Regions from separate parts of the Homo sapiens genome. Here region 1 is linked to region 2. The links are chromatin loops, found by intact Hi-C in ENCODE. Cell type or tissue: PC-9. All regions are shown on one strand.

The links. Hi-C counts contacts between places; a loop is a spot of excess contacts. Peaks named below come from ENCODE experiments on the same cell type or tissue, not always from the same donor. Only the 100,000 strongest peaks of a DNase experiment are listed, where the experiment ranks them.
Region 1: it touches region 2 in a loop (5-fold over the local background); 1 of 110 quality-filtered maps calls a loop at or near these places.

Annotation. Positions count from the first base shown.
Region 1 is chr7:47,452,459-47,454,958 of GRCh38, reverse strand. All of the region lies in intron 4 of TNS3 (tensin 3), which reads left to right. Among named protein-coding and RNA genes, the nearest start is that of SNORD151, 11 kb to the left of the region's middle. In PC-9, a CTCF peak has its summit at 1,322; DNase peaks (open chromatin) are centred at 478, 1,128 and 1,578; H3K4me3 peaks cover 2,302 bases; H3K27ac peaks cover 2,500 bases.
Region 2 is chr7:47,360,633-47,363,132 of GRCh38, reverse strand. All of the region lies in intron 17 of TNS3 (tensin 3), which reads left to right. LOC124901629 (a long non-coding RNA gene) reads left to right here and starts at 1,928. Exons shown (of 2, transcript XR_007060319.1): 1 at 1,928-2,500. In PC-9, no CTCF peak of the experiment used is centred here; a DNase peak (open chromatin) is centred at 1,212; H3K27ac peaks cover 1,540 bases.

The DNA of each region.
Region 1 (2,500 bases), 92 kb before region 2:
AGGGCATACTCCAGAGTGGACTCAGCATACATAACCCCTCCCACCTGCTGCAGGGCACTTTCAGACTCCGGAGATGACTGACATTAACACGGGCTCATTAACAATGTTGTCACCTTCTAGAGAAGGCACTTCCCTCCCAGGCCGCCCTTGCTAACTTGCTCGCCTATGGATGGGAGCCCCCTGCCTGGCTCTGCCTGGCTGGCCGCTGCCTGCAGTTGAGGACACTCCCATTGGGGGTACTTTGAGAGAGCTGGCTCTCTAGGGCTCGGCCTGTTTTCTGTCACCATGAAGTAAGGAATAAACTGGCCTGTCCTCAGGGTGCCACACCCTGCCCAGCTGTTGCCCCCCCAGAGCAGCCCCTCCCCATGGCCTTTCCTCCATTGTAAAATGCGGGAGTTGGACTGGAAACAACACATGCAACCCTCCTCTCTCCCCCAGGGCTGATGATGAGTGCTGCTGGCTTGGGCTTGGTGCCTTGAGGCATCTTCTTAGTCCCCACAGAGATCCTGGGAGGCTGGTGGTGTTGTCAGCTAGTTTCACAGAGGTGGAAACCAATGCTCGGAGGAGTTAAAGTCCTGTTTAGTGTCTCCGGGTCTGATGACTGTGGCCAGTAAAGGGACAGGTGGTCCTATTTTGACCCCCTGCCGTCACTGCTGTGTCTGCCCCTGCCAAATGGTGGGCAGGTGGCAGGAAGCGCAGGCTGCCTTGTGGAGCTGAGCCTGGTCTGAGCAGTGCACCCCTGGCTAGTTATAAACTGGGGCCCCCTGTTTGTGTTCAGCCTGGAAGGAGACACCACGTGGTTTCCAGTGGAATGGGCGCCCCCAGAACACCCTGCCCACTGATAGGGTTATGCTGGGGGCCCAATGAGGCCCTCCCCACCTCCCCTCCCTTGGTCCACTTTTCTATGTGAAGAAATGTTTTCGTTATGAAATAAGTGATAAAAATAAAAGAATGTAAGTGCATGTAAGATGTTACAAAAAAGCACACACAAATCTCCCTGTCAGTTAAAGGGACGTGACTGACCATGTAGTCATGAGATCAGTGAGATCAGTTTAAACAGCTGCCTGGGTGAGTCTAACAGCTGAGGACACGATGTGGCCCGGGCTGGCCACCCTTCCTCTTAGCTCTGAGTGCTAAGTGAGGAAATAAACCCGCCTCGGGCAGGTCCGGGACTCTATGTCACCAAGATCTGCCGTGTATCCGGCCTCCATCTCCCGTTTTGTAACTCAGAACCGTCTGGTGCCTCATTCCCATAACTGAGGTTTCGCTGCATACCTTTCCTTCTCTCTGGCCTGGCCACTCTTGTCTTTAACCCTGTTTTTGTGCTTGTTTATTGGTTTGGTTTTTATTTTAAAAATTTTATTTAGTTATGTTGAATTCATTCGATGAGTCATCTCAAATTCTATTTGGAATGAAGTGGAGCAAAAATGAACTAAGGAAGGAAGTGGTAAAGGAGAGAATGGGGTTGGGGGAGAGGAAGGAAAGAGGGAGGGAGGAAGGCCAGTGGGCATCAGGCATCTGTTACCTGGGATACAGAGGTGAGTAACCTGCCCTCCCAGCAGCTCGAAGTAGGTTTTGTTTTTCCTGGGGGAACTTTTGAGAGGCGGTTCTCCCTAGTGGCTAGTCCCCAGGAAGGCACAGCCACTCAGCTTCCTGGTCAGAAGGCTCTCCCGGAGAGCGCTGTTCTTGTTCCTGTCCCTCAGGCCCTTGGCAGGCTGGCCCTCGGCAGGCTGGCCCTCAGCCCCGGGCGGACATTGTCCTGTGAGCTCCATGCCTGCGTGCTCACCGTGGGGCCGGGCACACCTGCCAGCTGCTCCTGGCTGTGGTTCTGGGGACTCCCACACTCACCAGGCTCTCCCACCTGGTGGGCTATTCCAGCTGCCTCCTTTATGCCCAGAGCTGCCGAGACATTAACACGAAGAGGGGTGTGCTTGACTAAAGCAGGGGAAGGAGCGAAACGTAGGAGGAGCTGTTTCTGGAAGGGAAAAGCAGCCCTGGCCGGTGGTCCCTGCCCAGGCCCAGCACAGTAAGTTCCCAACTCCCCACGTGCCGCCTCTCGGCTGGGCTGGCACTGGGCACTTTGTCTGTCCCTGGCCACCCTCCTCTGTGGCCTCCGGTACTGGCTGCTTTGCAGTGAAGGGGCATTTCCAAGTCATTTTTCCCCTTTCACTTCAATGCTGCAGATGTTCGGTGGGACCTTGTGTCCTAAGAACCATCCGCCCCATCTGCCCCTTCTTGGGAAACTTATTTGTGAGAAGAGCAAAGGGGAGCTTCCGACTTCTTTGGAAATGCTGACATCTCTGTGTCCTCCCTGAGTGTTGCTTACCTCTCCCTGCTGCCAGTCTTCCTGAGCTGCCTCCTTCCATATGGTTCCAAACCAGCCTGAGCTCCTGGCCAGGGAGGCAGGATCCTGTGACTATTTCGTTACAAATAAATAGAGATACAATCTTAGTCTGTTGTTTCTCATAGTTGAACATGAAGGTAAAATGACAAGATGACT
Region 2 (2,500 bases):
TGATGATGGTGATGATGATGATGATGATGATGGTGATGACTGTGATATTGATGGTGGTGATGGTGGATGATGACGGTGATGGTGGTGATGATGTTGATGGTGATGGTGATGACCCTGATGATGGTGATGACTGTGATGATGTTGGTGATGGTGATGGTAAATGACTCTGATGATGGTGGTGATGTTGATGGTGGTGATGATGTTAATGGTGGTAATGGTGATGTTGATGGTGGTGATGGTGATGGTGATGACTGTGATGATGTTGATGGTGGTAATGGTGATGGTGATGATGACAGTGATGATGGTTATGACTGTGATGATGGTGATGATGCTGATGGTGGTGATGATGCTTTGGTGATAGTGATGATGACGGTGATGACTGTGATGATAGTGATGATGTTTATGGTGGTGTTAGTGATGGTGATGTTGATGATGTTGGTAATAGTAAGAACTGTTACTCTGAGTGCCTACACTGTTTTAGGTACCTTCATTTCACCAGGACACGTAACAGAGCTCTCGTCTCTCTGACTCTGCACCCCATGGCTATGTCCTAATTCCACTAAACTCACACTCTTACACCAGCCAGTAAACCTGTTGAGGGAAGTGCTCATTATTTTTTTTCCCTGGCATGCAGGAAGAGTTCGACATATGTTTGCAAATACAGGGGTCTGGGACAGGCGGAACTGCAAATGATCCTTTTGAGACCTGAACTACTCTGCTGAATGGGCACTGAGGGGAGATTTATCGCTGGACAGTGTAGAGTAGCCCTGCCCACCTACAAGATCAGAGAGAGGCCCTCCAGAGGTGGGGTATCACAAAGCTCTGGTGGCTGAGACCTGGGTGCTCTGTGTGCCAGTGAGCACAGTTTTGTATCCTTCTTGTAGAATGGGTGAGATTCAGGGAGTTGGTTTGGGGACATTTTACTCCCCACAAGTGCCTGCCAGCCATGAGGCCCTGCTCCCTCACTCTGGTCTGACTTCTGCTGCCACTGGTGTTTTGTGGAAGAGCCCCTGGGTGCTGCTGCCAGGCTCATTGTCCCCGCCCCACTCTGGGTCTCAGCCTGGTTTCAGCCTGCACGTGGTGGGTTTTTTGTATCATACCCTTTTAAGTGGGAGAATATTTCAACTGATGATATCCCAGTAACAAAAGAAATGACTCAACCTGTGAAATTCATGATTCCGTGGGTGGCAAAAAGCCAGTTCTGTGGTTTTTTTTCATACCTTGAGGGCTCTTTGCTTCATGTTGTCAAAATATTTTATTCATGTTACATCAACCTCCACCCTGTGATGACAGCAACCTGGCAGGCCCTGTTCTGCTTGCAGATAGTGCTGTGGCATTCCCACCAGGCATTTAATGTCCCTCCCAGACTCGGCATCTGCTCTGTTAGTGCTAACCCATGGCTGATAACCTGTGCATCCTAAAGAAAGTTCAGAGCAATGGAAACTGTAAGCTTTTAATAATTGACCATGGAGAGCCCGTTGATTTAAATTGTGTGCTAAACCCCAACCAAAGGAACCAAATGTGAAAGCTGGAAGAGCGCTTTAGGATTCAGAAAGCAGCTTATCTGCAAGCTCTGATTCCGTGGCAGAAGGCTCACAGCCTCACAAAGTGGAGACAGGCAGACAGTCCCACCTCATTTCAACTCCAGAGTTGGGGAACGTGCTGGGGGTGCTCAGCCAGAGCCTCTCAGCCAGGCCTTGTGAGGCAGAGGGATCCTTACCAGGCAGATGGTCTGGAGGAGAGGCAGACCGGGAGAAAGCATAGTGTGCCAGGGAAGTTCAGTGCTGGGGAGTGAGGCTGGAGATGCAGATAGGCCCCACCATGGAGGGCCAGGATGGGGGCCAAGGAGTGTGGCTCTTCCCTGAGGGCAGAGGCGAGCCTTGGGGTCTTGGGCTGGGCCCTTGCTTGTTTTTTTTTTTTTTTTTTGGCATGGTTACTGTCTTACCAGAAGAGAAGGCACTGAGAAGGTGCACTGAGCCTGGGAGCTCTATTAGGGTCCCAGAGACAATGGAGGATAGCATTTAGGCAGGATGGGGGTTCCATGGGGTGGCATTGGCCTCCAACTCTGCAGAGGAAGAATCTCAGGAGGGAGGGAGGGAAGTAAGCAAGTGGGCCCCAGCGCCTGCGCCCGTAGCAGCTGGACATTGGAAGAATGAAGGGGCCTTGAATTTGGCTATTAGTGATCTGGGTATGGGGGTTTCAGATCCGTGCTAGGGACACAGGGGATCCATGGTACTTTCTAAAAGTCCAGGTGTCGTTATTTCCGTACTGTGTGTTATAACTGAGCAGTGCCCAGTTATGGGCATCATCCTGCCAGTGCCGGGCCCTCAGAGCATGGGGGAAGACAGCAGCGTGCGCATCTGAGGTGGAGGATGGAGGAGTGACCGCAGCACCAGGCATAGACACTCCTGGAGCCCTCCAAGGACTCAGGCGTCAGCAAGAGACCAGGGCTGATGGCAGCACCTCTGCCTTTTGGGGGCTGTCTCTGGATGGTCTCAGT